Regions from separate parts of the Mus musculus genome. Here all the other regions are linked to region 3. A link is a loop called in an ENCODE intact Hi-C map of the cell type or tissue named here. Cell type or tissue: heart. All regions are shown on one strand. Region 1 holds the start of Hax1 (HCLS1 associated X-1). Region 2 holds the start of Atp8b2 (ATPase, class I, type 8B, member 2). Region 3 holds the start of Ubap2l (ubiquitin-associated protein 2-like).

Region 1 (5,000 bases), 53 kb before region 3:
TGAAAACACAGGAGATCTGGTTTCAGAACAACGTTGATGGATCTATTAGGGTTTTGTATTGTTTCTAAACAGAGCCTCTCCGCACCTCCCAACAGCTGCCAGACGACCCATGGTTTTTCTTCAGGGTCATCCAGCCTACTACTAATCGCCCAATTACTTGCTCATGGTCCTCTTCCCCAGACCCCCATTGTTTTCTCCGCCCAGGTCCCTGTTGCATCACCCAGGTCTGGAGAAAGCTGCCGTTTCTGTCCTCTTAACCACTGCTTTGATTACTGTGGCGGGGTGAGTACTCAAGAATGCGATCTTTGACCTCTCAGCAGGAGTTGAAGGGGGCGGGAAAGGAAGCTTTCCAAAAATATGATGAAGGGGTCAAGTGTCCACCAAAACACCCCTCCCGTATATCCAGCCCAGAACTATTCTCACCTCCGAGGTCCAGGAAAGCCGAAAAAGCCTCGGAAAAGATCAAAGACGCTCATTCCAGTAGGGGCACTAGAAACTTTGAAGCTCTGCAGCCCATGGGCAACACGAGACCACGACCAGCTTACGCTACCCTGTCGGATATAGCCAGGGCTCAGCGTTCGCTGCCGGAAAGCAACCCTACGGTGCGGCGTTGTCGTAAAAGTCGTAAGCCGGAGGAAGAGGCGGGGCTGACCGTGCTCCTCAGACACGAAGCTTCTATACGCTACCTTTCAGTTTTGAGTGAGGGTGGACGTGCGAAATTCCCAGTTCAAGATCACGTCCCTTCTAGGAGATTCTTTCTCCTGCTGATCTGCCAGGCCCCCGAGGGGGGTTTCCGTTTCTCTCTGGAGGGTCCCAGGTAGCCGCCAGAGGGAGTGGCCTGTTCAGAGGCCTGCTTCACCCCAGGATCAGAAAACACCCCCCACCTTGTGTTTTGTTTTAGACTGATGTCGGTGACGTCTAATACTAGGCTAGGCGAAGTTACCTAGTTCCTTAAACCGCGATTTCCCTACTGCTGAATAAAGATGCTAGGAATCTCTTCAGCTAGTAGGGAGTTTTTAAGCTTGTTTTTTTCGATACAGGGTTTCTGTGTGGTGTTCAGACTGTCCTGGAACTGATTGTAGACCAAAGGGGCTTACAAACCCGCCTGCCTAATGCCTCCCAGATGCTGGGATTTAAGGCGGTTACCACCACACGCTGCTTTTAAAAAACTAAACAGATGGCCAACTAACAAGGTAAGATTTGTAGACTAGGCAGGAACGAGAAGCTACTTGTGTCTTGGGAAAACCATGCCGTAATGAAATTTGATGGTGTTTTAATCCACTCGGGAGGTATAAGGCCAGCCTGCTCCTCACTGAGTTTCAGGCAAGTCGGCTACAGAGTGAGACTCTGACTCAAAATAAACAGACCTCCCTCACCTCCTCAGCACAGAGGATATTTGCAGTTTTGGAAGGCTGAAACAGGATCTCGAGTCCCTGGCAATATGGCTCTTACAAAGAAAAATGAAACTTCTCTTTCACGTAATTGAAGTCCAAAAACCTTTTACTGCACCATGCCCCCACCCCAGGTCTTGCTCTAAGATCATCCATTCTTTTCCCAAAATGTAGGCATTTCAAAGCCACATAAAATAGGCAAGGCAGGGTGTAGTGCTGACAACCTTTAACCTTAGCACTCAAGAGGTAGAAGCAGGCAGATCTCTGAATGTGAGACCAACCTGGTCTCCACACCAAGCTCCAGGCCAGTCAGGGTTACATAGTGAGACTGTCTCAAAAACATAACTCAGAGAACAAGAACTACTATACTCCTCCAAAGAGAAAAAGACCCCAAGATTGAGTTCTGCCGGCCAGCAGCTAATGCTGGCTTGAGACTTCAGAATCCTTTAAAACCATGCTTAGATTCCCACAAGGTCCTTTGCCTTCTAAATGTCCTTAGCTCCTTCCCCTTTCACTTCCTGAAACGTGCTGTAGATGAGGCAGTTTCTAGAAGAAATGAAGATTTGCAGTAGTTCTTTCCAGTCACAGAATGTATAAGGAAATCCCCTTAAGGGCAAAATATTAGCACATTAAGGTGAGAGATCTTAAAGGGCAAAGATTTCACTTTATTCCACAGCCTTCGAGCCTGCTAGAAGAGGCCCCAGTTGGTACGGTAATACTTATTCACCAAGCTGGTCATCGACGAGAGTGAGGATATCCTAGACGGAGCAAGAATGGGCAGAGGCTGAAGGTAGAGGTTTGTTTTTTTTTTCTCCTTTTTTTATATATATATGTATATATATATATATACAAGACACATTAATCCATTAAATTTGAAGACACAGTACAAAAAAAAACACTTCAACTAATCCATCTGACAATGCTGTTCATATTTATGACGCCATTTTGTGTGTGTGTGTGTGTGTGTGTGTGTGTGTGTGTGTGTGTCTGTATGTGTGTGTGTGGTTTGGTTTTCCTAATAATAAAGGAGGAGACTTAGGGCTGTTGGGCTGATATATATTTGGGGGGGGGGTCACCTTCCCACCTCACCCATACACCACCAGGGTGAACAGGAAGAAGTGAAGGAAAGGCAGGGCCCACAGCAAAGTTTCATAATCTTGAATGCAAAGAGAAAGGAGGAAGAGGAGGGGAGGAGAAGAAAATACAAATCCTATAATACATACAACAGGGTGGGATGGTATAGGGATGGGACAGACATGAAGCTGAGGTGTGGGATGGGCCGCTGGGGGTGTGGAGCAGCGGAATCGCCCCACATTCTTTTCTCTCTTTGATGCTGTTTCCATAGTTTCCAGGCTGAGAAGCCCTCTCAGAAGATGGGACAGGAGAAGAGGGTCAGGGCCTCAGTTGGCCCCCCAGCTGTAGCTGTTGTAGGCAGACTTGTTGGTCTGGGGCTTCTGCGGGATGGAGCTGGTCTGGCTACGTTGCCCGCTGCCCGTCTGCAGGGGAATGGGAAGGTTATGGGGGAGGAAAAAGGTGTCTAGTTAGTGGGACCAATCTGTAACATCTTCAAGTGGAAATGTGCAAATAGTCATGCTCTCTCATTTTTTTTTTTTACTTAGAACCTACTATGAAGCTTACTTTTCAAGCACAGAAAATTTGGTCTACATAGCCTCTTTTACAAGGTGACTTTTTTTTTTTAAACCTTAAAGTAGAAGAAAATGAAAAATGGACAAGAAAACTTTGGAGATAAAATGGTGAGTTGGTTCTATTCTTGTTCAGTTGACTTCCCCACTACCCACTGCCCTTGTCTAAAAAACAAACAAAGCAACTATGAGAATTCTGACCTTTTCAAAGTGAGTGATGACAAGGTGATTACATTCTCACTCATCTCTGTGAATGCTGAAACGTAGAAAGCTATCTTTGAGAGCAAAAAAGCCCTATTTTAGTTGCCCAGCCACCTACATTGGGAATCTTAAGAGGTCTCTTTTACCACCCTTCAGATTCTCCCACCACCACACATTAATTAATGTGAAACCAATTCAAAGCCACAAAGACCTGAGGCATCAGGCTCCAGATGCTGCCCCAAGAATCTTTTCAATTCTAGTAACCAAGTGCTTTCCAGAGTTGAGGAGGGTAGAAAGATAAAGAGGGTGTTGAGGGGGGTAAGGAAGAGAGAGGATGGGGAGGCCAGAGAGCTTAGCACAGTGTTTCTGTTTGTGTATCCCGATTTGTGATTGGGTAGGCTTTTCAAGTTATCTGAGGCTGTGGAGGTGAAATGGGGACTAAAAAGGTTGGTTCAAGCATATTATTCAGTTTCATTACCTGCTCCTCCTGCTGGCGCTGGCAACAGAGAATCATCTGCAAATATGGTAGCTGAGGCAGAACCAGGATATATGGAAAATAAAGGGACAAACTTTTGACAATAGAACTCCACTGTTAGAAGGGAAAGCTATAATGTCAGGGAAGGGAGAAGGCTGGGAGAGGTTAGAGGGAAGGTGTGACCCAGGTCTGACAGGATAAGGACAACTGTGCCATGGGAGGTGGAGGAGAAAGGTACCAAAGGAACCGGATAAAAGGGTTTCAATCTGGCCCATTCTTTCATGTTTCCTTTGCTAACTGTTCATGTTATGTGCGCTTGTGTATGTGCTGTGTGCCCCTGGCTGGCACTGGTGAGGGCTGGGTGAAGGTGGTGGTAAGGAAGGTTAAGAAAAGGAAAAGGGAGGTAGTTTTAAGGGATAGGAAGGAAGAGGAAGGGAAAGGAGAGAGGAGGGAAGGGCTGTTACCTGGCCATCCTGCTGCAGGTGATGGTGAAGGATCTGAGAGTGTGGCTGCTGATGTGGGGTCAGAATATGCATAAAGGGGGCAGGTGGGTAGGCAGCAGCTGTGGCTGGATTGATGGGCCCTCCACTTCCTAGGGCTGAAGGCAAGTTGAAGGAGGCAGCAGGAGTACCGGAATGAAACCCTTGTTTCTCAAAGGACTGCTATCCCAGGAGAACAGGAGGGAAGACAGTAAAACATGATCATTAGAAGAATCCTAGGACTTTCTGAGGCCTCAGAAGCAATAGCATACCTCAAGTCAAATATTCAGAAGTCTTAGTTCTAGCTCTGTCTTTTCATAGCTCCGTGATCCTAGGCAAATTAACTACTCAACCTCAGTTTCCTCACAAATAAAAGAAATATTGCTGAACTCTTGTCGTAAGGATCGAGCAGGGAGATGACTGTTAGAGCACGCCATGAAGTCTTACATTGGCCAGGCATGATGGTGTATACCTTTAATCCCAATTACTTGGGAAGCAGGTGGATCTTTGGAGTTTGAAACTAGTCTGGTCTACACAATGAGTTCCAGGTCAGCTAGGACTACAAAATGAAACCCTTCTTCAAAATAAATAAGTAAAAGTAATTTCATAAGAAGATAGAGAAATGTGCTGACTAGTCTGAGCATTCCTGCCTCTGTAGTTTAGCACAAATTCAAACTCCTTAGATATTTTAGAAAAAAAACGAAGATCTTATTGGGACAGAAAAAGGACAGACAACAGATATATCTGTAAATAACTCAATAACAAACACTTCACTTCATTCCCACTTTTGGTTATGGATTTAGAAAGAATG
Region 2 (5,000 bases), 88 kb before region 3:
AAGAGGCAGCGCTCCACGAAGGAAAAAAGACTCCTCCTCTGGGTCTGGCCTCCGCTCCTTTCCAACCAAGAGCCTTTTCAGGGGAAGCTAGCAGATAGACGAGACAGGAGAAAACAATAATACCGGAGGCCACCTTCCTTCCCTCTCCAAGGACAGTATCCAGGACCCACCACACAGCTCTGAGCTCCCAAAGCTAACATCCCTGGCACCCTTGGTTTTCCTGGGGCACAGAGAGACCTCCACCTTCCCGGGACAAATCCTATCAGCCCCAAACTCCCTCTCTAGGCACCTAAAGGCTGGCACCAGGTTACTCCTCACACCCCAGCTCCGCACGCCCCTTCGGGGCCCCATTTTCCCAGCTTGCGCACAGCTACCGGTTCTCTCCATCCTGGTAGCCCTTCTCTCCAGCCTCCCACAGCCGCTCCCCGTGGCACCGCTGCCCGCGCCTCCCAGAGCCGACCCTCCCGGTCCACACCCCCGGCCCCACGGTGGCAGCGCCTTACCTTAGCGCTCCGCGCGCGGCGCTCGGCCCGGCGGCCCCGTCCGGCCCATGCCGGGGGCTGGGGCGGGGGCGCTCGGCTCCGCTGCCCGCAGGCTCCCGCCCCCCCACAGCAGCCCGGCTCTCCTGACCCCCCCGGGGCCCCGGCCCGCTACTTTGTGTCAGTTTCGGCCGCGGGGCGGAAGTGACGGCTGCGGCCACGGGCGGGGGGCGGGAGGGGCTTTGGGGAGGTGAGGGGCGCGGCGTGCGCCATCTTGGTGCGTAGGGAAGGGGGGGGTCCCAAGCTCCAGCCGGGACACGCACACAATCGGCGAGGCTGGAGGACGCTGGGATGCTGCTGCTTTATTTTGGAAGCCAGAAACCGAGCGAATGCTGCTTTCTCTGCCAGAAACCATCTTCGGGGAGGAGCCTGATGCGGGAGTAGTGATGAAGAAGCCCCGTAGCACACTTCTCTCTAGCCCAAGTCTCTGCTGTGCTTCCCTCCTCGCCCTGGCTCATCTCAAGGCCTTTCACTTCCTGAAAAGGCACAGCTATGCATTGACTGGGAGTTGTGCCTCAGTTTCTCCACTTGGTTCTCCTGACGATAAGTAGTTGACTTTGCCCCTTACCACATTCCCTTGGGTGGTATATTACGCGCGCGGACACACACACCTCGAAGAACTATCTGAGGTCGTTGGCGCTCCTGTCAGGCCAAAGGTAGGAAACGTAGAGATTTCCCGAGCTGGCAGCCAGAAGACAGGAAGATAGCTCCGAGGCAGAGCCCTTGCCTAGGCCCTAAATCAAATCCCTAATGCCACAAAGTACGAGTGGTTTTGTTGTGTTGTTGTTGTTGTTTTGAGTCAGTGGGAGGGGATGTCTCACTATGTAGCTCTGAAAGGCCTGAAATTCTCAGAGACCCTAGGCGTGCTCCATCACTTCCGAGTCAAACTTAAACTGGGTTTTGTTTGTTAAAAAGATTCACTCTTAAACCGGGCGTGGTGGCGCATGCCTTTGGTCCCAGCGTGCGCCTTCGATCCCAGCACTCCGAGGCAGAGGCAGGCGGATTTCTGAATTGGAGGCCAGCCTGGTCTACAAAAAGTTCCAGGACAGCCAGAGCTATACAGAGAAACCCTGTCTCGAAAAACCATTAAAAAAAAAAAAGATTCACTCTTGTTAGGTGTGTTGAGTAACACGCTGAAGTCAAAGCCGTTATGGTCTGCATAGAAGATTTCAGTACTCCATAGGGAGACCTCGTCTTAAGACGAAAAAGTGAAGAAGGGAGAGTAGAGGAAACCAAGCTTCTCTCGAGAAGCTCCCAGGCCCTACCCCTCAAAGGATCCTAGGATCCCTCCACCCACCCGATTCTAGAAACCTTCCCAAAGCCAGCGTGCACACCCTCTGGCGGCTCCTTTAAGGAACTGCGTGCCTGGAAGCTCCCAGGGTAGAAGACCAGTCTGGAGTCCTTCAGGAGTGGTAAACAGAAGTGTCCTAGTCTGGCATAGTAATACAAAGAATATCTGTCTTGCGTGCTGGCCAGCTCATGGTGCTCTTGCAGAGTGGGATAAGATTGGTCCTTGTCACAGCTTACACTCCAGCTGAGCTAGAGTAACCAAGTCTGAAGCCTTGAGTTGAGATGCCATCACCTTTGGAAATGGTTCTAAATCCTCAGGATGGTGCAGAGCCACCAGGAGCTGGTATTCGGCTGTGCCCAGGGTGGCCCCCACCATAGGAGCCACTGGAGGCACCCACCACCAGCCATTACCAGCGCTGTAATGGAAAGACAAAGGGAGGGGTCAGAGGTGGCTCTTAGACACACCTCTTCCCATAAGCCAGGACTAGTAAGGCAGGCCCTCACACTATTCCTGTCATGACATCCAACAGTGAGCATGGGTTCACATTCATGAATGGGAAGCACTTAGGAAGCAACCCCCAGCAGAACTTAGTCCAACCTCTAGTCTTGCAGAATAAACTGAATAGACTTTTTTACGGATGGAGTCACTAAAGCCCAAAGTAGTAGTATGGCATGCCCAAGGACACCTCTGAACCTACTATATGCATGAAAAGGGGGAGGGGGGATGCAGGAGAGCTATGAAGGAAGGGAGAACTTGCCAGCTGAAGAAGGAACACTGTTCTAAGAATACAAGGGCAGTATGTAAGTGGATAGAACTCAGGTTGGACATGGTAGCACATGCCTTCAATCCCAGCACATGGAGGGATCTCTGCCAGCCTGGTACATAGTGAAACCCTGTCTCAAAAAAAAAAGGGGGGGGGAGGAATCTGGAGAACCATGGACAAAGCTATTAATAGGGGTAAATGGAGGACTGTACCAAGGGAAGCTGTCTCCTACCTGAAGACGCCAGGGCCCCAGCCAGCAAAGTAGTGAAGATCCTTGGGCCCAGGTCCCGGGCAGGGTTGAGTGGAAAGCCACAGTTTGCACCCATGGATAGTCCAATGGTGAGGATCAGCAGTCCCACCACCACCGGCTCCAGACCTGCAGGCGCTCCTTTATTCCGTCTGTCTAGGGTCGCTAACAGCCCCACAATCAGCATCCAGGTACCCAGAACCCTGAGGTTGACAGAGGTCGAAGGAAAGCCATCAAGTGACACATAGGTGCTTCATTTGCCTTCTGTCACTCAAACACACTGTGCCACCCCCTCTATGCCATCTGTGCAGCAGAAGCTACGGGACCAAGGTAGAATGAACCCATATTCCACCCAAAATCTGAACAACGAGCTGGGATCCCAACAAACAAGGCAAAGTGCGGGACTTTCCCATATCTTCTGCTCATACTTACCTGATCCAAGAAGCCATTGTTCAGGGACAGATAGGGGGAAGGGTAAGTGGCAAAAATGGAGGCTGCCTCTTTGGGACCGGTCACTGTCAGGTTCCCACCTGTGTAGTTCTGTAGGGCATCCTCAAGAGAGAGGGGCACTCAGAGTTTCCATCTTTGCAAGGCACCTCTGCCCACAACTGTCCCCGATCACATTCTCTTACCATAGTAGAGAATGTAAGTGGCCCCTGAGGCACAGAAAGCAGACAGCAGTTGCACAACGCAGTAAACGGGGAGCTTGGCCCAGGGGAGGCGTCCCACCAGGCACATGGCCAGAGAAAAGGCTGGGTTTAGGTGGGCTCCTTCACAAGATCAAAGGGGAAAGACAGTGTTAGGTACCACTGCCAAACACTGTCACAACACCATGCTTTCTCCTGCAATGCTTATTTCCATTACTTAGTTTAAACAAGGCTCAAAAACTGGAGAGATGGCTCAGCGATCAAGAGCACTGGTTGTTCTTGGAAAGGACCTGGGGTTATCAGCATGGCAGCTCAAAACAATCTGTAACTCCAGTCCAAGGGACCCGTTGCCCTCTTTGGGACACCTCATGTACTTGCACAGACATACATCCAGGCAAAACACCCAAACATATACTTTTTAAAAAGTGATTTGCCAGAGTGGAGAGATGGCTCAGTGATTAAGAGCACTGGCTGTTCTTCCAAAGGTCCTGATTCAAGGACCTTTGCTCTGCCAAAGGTCCTGAGTTCAAATCCCAGCCACCACATGGTGGCTCACAACCATCCGTAACAAGATCTGACGCCCTCTTCTAGAGTGTCTGAGTGTACTTACATATAATAAAATAAATTAAAAAAATAAATCTTAAAAAAAAAAGGTGATTTACCAAGATCACAGGATCATACAGTGAAACCAAAATATGAGCCTGAAGCCCTGAAGCCAGGCGTGGTGGCACACGCCTTTAATCCCAGCACTCGGGAGGCAGAGGCAGGCGGATTTCTGAGTTTGAGGCCAGCCTGGTCTACAAAGTGAGTTCCAGGACAGCCAGGGCTACACAGAGAAACCCTGTCTCGAACCCCACTCCTCCAAAAAAATATGCCTGAAAAGGAGTGCCTCCCCTGCAGCACACTGTCTGGTGGCCCAACCTTAGCACTCTAATACATGTATTAAGAGCAGGCTGGGCTGGAGAGATGGTTTAGCAGTCCTGAGTTCAAAGCATCCAAAATGAGATCTGACGCCCTCTACTGGTGGGACTGAAGACAGCTACAGTGTACTTACATATAATGATAAATAAAAATCTTGGGGCTGGAGCGAGTGGGGCCGGAGTGAGCAGTGGTCCTGAATTCAATTCCCAGCAACCATGTGGTTACATGATGGCTCCCAAACATCTGTACAGTTACAGTGTACTCATATACATAAAATTAATAAATAAATCTTTTAAAAAAGAGAGAGAGAGAGAGAAGCTGATGAAGTCCTGAGCCCATGTGAGGCACAGAAGAATTGTCCCCAACACTCTGCCATAGATCTCTGCCTGAGTGAGTTAAGAGTCGGGTCAAGAACAGGAACAGTGAGTGAGGTAGGTGAAGGAGAGGGACTGGATGAGCCAAAGCCATATCTCAGTCCCGAACACTTGGCCAAGCTCCAGGGGATAAAGCCTACAAAGTCACCAAAAGAACCTGGCTGTTCCCAGTCACTCATTCACATGCACACCACTGAGATCGGAGATCGCTACTGTAA
Region 3 (5,000 bases):
GGAAATACAAAAGCAGTGTGACTTAGTTGCTGCTCTCAGGGAGCTTACAATCTAATGTGAGAAACAATTCAGACATTCTGAAGTTGGACTGGGATGGGTAAGGCTTACCACTTCTAACAGAGAAACTAATTTTCCTAGACCTGTGTCCCATTCCCCAACCACCTTCAATCTAATAGGAGTCTTCCCAGTTAGAAACACTGGGGAAAGCCAGTACATTTAGCCCTTCCTCACTATTTTACATGACAGCAGTATCTCCCATTCACAACAGAAACAATCACTGGGATGATCTATAATTAAAGACAGTGGTATAGGACCCACAACACAGTCTTATCAACAGATACACATCCAAATATTTTAATCTCTAATGCTGGTTGTCAAACTGACTCATACCCCCCTCCCAGCAAGACACAGCAGATATCCCCAACGCAGAATATGGGAGGTGGAGACAAAAAATAATCTCTCCATTTAGTAGTCAGTGAGTCAAAGGCAAAAACAAATTTAACAAAATCGCCTTTAACTGTTTTTTCTTTCCACAACAACCTACACCAGAGGTTGCTAAATTTTAAGAATCGTGGAAAACAGTCTCTTGTTTGTGACATCACTTTGCAAAACAATTTAGGGGCTGTCCACCAGGTGAAGGGTCTCAAGAAATTTGGAATTCCATTCCCATTATGAGAAAAATGAACAAATGCCCAGTCTAGTGACATCCCTTAGGCGCAACACAATCCACGGGGGCCTCCATGTCCAGCTTCCCAAATAAGATAACTGCTTGGGTAGCCAAAACTACAGTATAGACAACAGGAAGTCAAAGACTGCAGCGAAAATATATTCCACGACCAGGGTCGGTAAGAAAGAAGGCAGGGTAATAAGAGGAGCTGACAAAGAGGCTGGAAATGAACAGAGAGGACAGAAGCCCACGCGCGGAGGATGGGAGACTCACCCCCCTCCGCGCCACATCTAGAGCCCATGGGGCCATTCGCTTCTCTACCTCCCACCCGGAACAAATTAATCCTCCGCACTCCAAACCGAGGGCCACATGGGGGAGTTTGGGGCAGCTCCACCCCATCGCCACCCCCCCTCCGCCCCCAAAACCAGGCCGGATCCGGATCAGAGGCCCAGAGAGGACTGGGGAGGGAGGAGGCCTTCTCCACAAGACACTGACCCTCCTAAACAACCCTACCTCAGGCTGGGCCCAGGCCTCGCTCGCCCGCGCTCTTTCTCGCTCTCCCCCTTCAGGCTCTAGCCACATGCCCCCCCCCTCCGGCTGCCCCAAGCCCCGCCCCGGCCACGCTCCCAAATCGAGGCCCCGGCTCTGGCGCGGCCCAGTAGGCCGCGAACCCAACTATAAACAAAACCCCCGGCGGCCAATTCGAGGTGGGGAGGTTGGACGCCCGGGTTCCCAAGACCAGAAGGGAGGGTGTACAGTGGGGAGACACACGGCGTGGGGGGGGCCTACCGCGGGACAGGAATACGGAGGGGACAGAGGAAAAGAAGGGAGGGTAAAAAGGGGATCGCGGATTTAAAGGGGCCGCGGACAATACCCGGCCCCGCCGCGTTGCCGCTGCCGCCGCCGCCGCCGCCAACGCCGCTGCGCTCCCAACTTTACCTCAGTCTCCTCCACACTGACACCCCGGGCCGCGCCGCCCCTGTCACGTGATATAAGATTCCCTCCTCCCCACCCCCTCCCTCCTTTTCCCTCTCGCGCTCGCTCTCGCGCCTTCCCCCTCCCACTTGCCTTCCTGCGTCCCTCAGCACGTGACGCGAAAGGGCCGCGCACGTCAGCGTGCGCGCGCCTCCCCGCCACGAAACACTGCTCTTGAGTTCCGCGCGCCCGCCCCGCCCCCGCCCCGCCCCGCACGGATCCGCCTCCATCACGTGACTCCAGTAAGGTCTCGGCTTCCTCTTACTGGCGTAGTTCCGCGTCTCCGCACTCCCAGGTACCTTTGCGGACATAAGTCACGTGGCGGAGGGGGTGGGGGTGGGGAAATGGGACGGGAAGGTCCGATGCTTAACTAGCGCCCCCATCCACCATGTTTTCTGACGGACTCTAGCCTGGTTTTTTTTTTTTTTTTTTTTTTAATCGAAAACCATATGGAAATGTTCGGAGAGCTCCAGGGAACCTAGGTTCCCTGGCTTCGGCAGAGCCTGGGCTAACGCGCGAGCGCGGCGGGACTGTCCTAGCAGGTGTTCCCGGAGAGAGAGGCGATGGCGTCTAGTAGTAACTGGCTTTCTGGAGTGAATGTCGTGCTGGTGATGGCGTACGGGAGCCTGGTGAGATCCCCATTCTCTTCCTCTTGTGGCATTTGTCTGAGTCCCGACCCTCTGAGCCGGACTCCTGAAAAGAAGGCTCCTGAGCCGTTCTGTCTTTGTTCTTCAGCCACTTAACTTGTTTTGTTTCTGGACTTCCGAATTGTATCCGTAGACAGTCTGAGATCTTTAAGTCAAAGCTGCCTGGCTCTAAGTAAGAACCCTCCCTCTTAAATTCTAGAGCCCAGATTAACATGCCTCTCCGTTACTAGCCCCTGACCCACCTCCGTCCTTAGCGACCCGGCTTCGCCCCAAAGCATCCAGCTCTGAAGGCCTAAACCCAGGGATTTTGAAAGTGAACATTTTAAAAAATTATTGCTATTACTAAAATGGCTCTAATCTCTTTGGGCAGGTATTCGTACTGCTGTTTATTTTTGTGAAGAGACAAATCATGCGCTTTGCAATGAAATCTAGAAGGGGACCTCATGTTCCTGTAGGACACAATGCCCCCAAGGTAGGTCACTAGAATGCAAGGTAAACCTGTTCTTTGGCACAAGGAGATTTTTCTCGGACTTTAAAAGAAGACTTTTATTCATATGCTTCCTTTCATTCCACAGTCTAAGCAATAACTTCCTGCTCACTGCTGCTCCACAACATGTACCTTAAGATTTAAACCAATTCAGCTGTAAAATGTCTCATCTTCAACTAAAATTACTAAATATTTCATGTTGCTTTAGTTTAAGCATGATGCTGAGAACACTTACAGTTGGTTCCAGCGTTGTGAGAATGGTTGCCTTTGCAGAATTTTAAAGATGCCCATTGTGCTTGCTTAGAATGCAGACGACTGGGTTTAATCCTTGACACTGCTGAAAGCAAGGGGCGGGGCAATAATCACCTAGTTATACTTTTCAAGTCAAACCTAAAGCCAAAGAAAGAAATTACCTAACAACTTTTTAATGTTGTTATTGTTCTTTGTTTTGTATTTTGAGACATACTGAACACCCAATTGTAACCCAATAACTCTCACCACGGAACCTCAAAGCAGCCCTCCTGCAAGGACAGTACAAGTAATGAGATTACCAAGATAATGTGCCACATCAGACTGCGTCCACAAATTAAATAATCGTGCTGGGCTTGGTAGAGCATACCTTTAATCCCAGCACTCAGGCAGAGACAGGTGGATCTCTGAGGCCAACCAAGTCTACAGAGCTAGTTCAGGACAGCCAGGGCAATGTAGAAAAACCTTGACATGAAAAACCAAAAAAAGAATAGTAAAAGTAAATAATCTAGTAGTGTCTAAACTTTCTCCTTAAGTGCTTTGCTTTTCTTGGCTTTAAGAAAAATGTCTTCTGGGCTGGCGAGATGGCTCAGCGGGCAAGAGCATTGACTGCTCTTTCGAAGGTCCTGAGTTCAAATCCCAGAAACCACATGGTGGCTCACAACCACCCATAATGAGATCCGATGCCCTCTTCTTGTGCATCTAAAGTCAGCTACAGTGTTCTTATGTATAATAATAAATGAGTCTTTGGGCCAGAACAAGCAGGGACTGAGCAAGTGGGGCCAACCAGAGCGAGCAGAGGTCCTAAAAATTTAATTCCCAACAACCACATGAAGGCTCACAACCTTCATAATTTTGTATGTACTCACATACATAAAACAAATAAATAAATCTTTAAAAAAAAAAGAAAAGAAAAAGAAAAATGTTTTCTAATGGAACTTTGTCTATTGAGAAACCTGTTGGTATATATAACTACCATCTGACATTAAAACTCAGGTTTCAAGGCTGGGAAGTTGGGCATATTTCTTTAATCCCAGCACTCAGGAGGCAAAGGCAGGAGAATCTGTAATTTTGAGGCCAGCCTAATCTACAGAGTGATCTCTAGGACAGTCAGGACTCTACAAAGAAAACTTGTCTGGAAAAAAAAAAACAAAGACCCTTAAGTTTCAAATAGCCATCTCAAACCTAGTATACTTAAGTCAGAAATCCTTTGTGTATATGTGTACACTTATGTGTAAGTAGGTATGCATGCATGTGTGTGCCATATGTGGAAGCCATACTGTGGCATAGTCCATTTTCTTCAGTTGCTCTCCACCTTAATTTTAGAGTCAGGGTCTTCACTAAGCTTGGGTTTTGCCAATTTCACTATACTGCCTGGCCTCCTGTCCCCATCTCCTTTGAAATCTTTTTGTTGGTGGCTGGTGTTTTTCCAACTGGATCTCCTGTATCTTTGGCTAGAGCTGGATTTGTAGGTAACCCTGGCATTGCACTGGCCCTCCTGCTTTCGGTTCTGAAGTGCCAAGGTTATAAGCATGCACTGACACTCGTGGTTTATGTGGTGCTGGAGCCTGATCCCAGGAACGTGGTGTGTGCTAGACAATTGCTCTGACAACTGAGATAGCATCCCCTGTTGTAAGTCAGAATCCTTACATCCCATTGCCATCTCCGTCATGCTTTTCCTTTTAATAAGACACCAGGGGACTTTACTACCAACTTCCTTTTCTATGACTCTCCCCATTATCAGCATCAGGCTCTATTGACTGGATTTCATAACTTTGCATATACTCTTACTGACTAAAAATGGTCTTCACTTGGCTCTCGTATTCAGCCCTTTTTGGCTTTTTGAGACCAGAGTCTCTTACAGGCTAGGCTGGCCTCTAGAACACAACGTTGGCCATGAGTTCCTGATCTCCTTCTGTGTCTTGACTGCTGGAATTACAGGCATACATTGAAATACCCAGCTCCTTAGTTTAAA

The links. Hi-C counts contacts between places; a loop is a spot of excess contacts. Peaks named below come from ENCODE experiments on the same cell type or tissue, not always from the same donor. Only the 100,000 strongest peaks of a DNase experiment are listed, where the experiment ranks them.
Region 1: a loop joins it to region 3, with 3 times the contacts of the local background. A loop is called at or near these places in 19 of 42 quality-filtered maps.
Region 2: a loop joins it to region 3, with 2.5 times the contacts of the local background. A loop is called at or near these places in 8 of 42 quality-filtered maps.

The regions. Positions count from the first base shown.
Region 1 is chr3:89,998,105-90,003,104 of GRCm38, forward strand. Hax1 (HCLS1 associated X-1) reads right to left here and starts at 612. Exons shown (of 7, transcript NM_011826.4): 1 at 424-612. The coding sequence starts at 476. Ubap2l (ubiquitin-associated protein 2-like) reads right to left here. Exons shown (of 28, transcript NM_001165984.1): 27 at 4,175-4,372; 28 at 2,184-2,887. The coding sequence ends at 2,792. It overlaps Gm19710 (predicted gene, 19710), which reads left to right and starts at 656. Exons shown (of 4, transcript NR_045749.1): 1 at 656-817; 2 at 1,041-1,193; 3 at 2,068-2,181; 4 at 3,011-3,221. In heart, a CTCF peak has its summit at 819; a DNase peak (open chromatin) is centred at 607; H3K4me3 peaks cover 1,450 bases; H3K27ac peaks cover 1,584 bases.
Region 2 is chr3:89,962,654-89,967,653 of GRCm38, forward strand. It overlaps Atp8b2 (ATPase, class I, type 8B, member 2), which reads right to left and starts at 685. Exons shown (of 28, transcript NM_001081182.3): 1 at 504-685. It also overlaps the pseudogene Aqp10-ps. In heart, CTCF peaks have their summits at 1,889 and 4,501 (motif pointing left); DNase peaks (open chromatin) are centred at 708 and 1,888; H3K4me3 peaks cover 2,468 bases; H3K27ac peaks cover 1,832 bases.
Region 3 is chr3:90,050,849-90,055,848 of GRCm38, forward strand. It overlaps Ubap2l (ubiquitin-associated protein 2-like), which reads right to left and starts at 1,667. Exons shown (of 28, transcript NM_001165984.1): 1 at 1,607-1,667. It overlaps 4933434E20Rik (RIKEN cDNA 4933434E20 gene), which reads left to right and starts at 1,954. Exons shown (of 7, transcript NM_025762.3): 1 at 1,954-2,271; 2 at 2,660-2,761. The coding sequence starts at 2,206. In heart, a CTCF peak has its summit at 2,097; DNase peaks (open chromatin) are centred at 1,123 and 1,773; H3K4me3 peaks cover 3,559 bases; H3K27ac peaks cover 2,937 bases.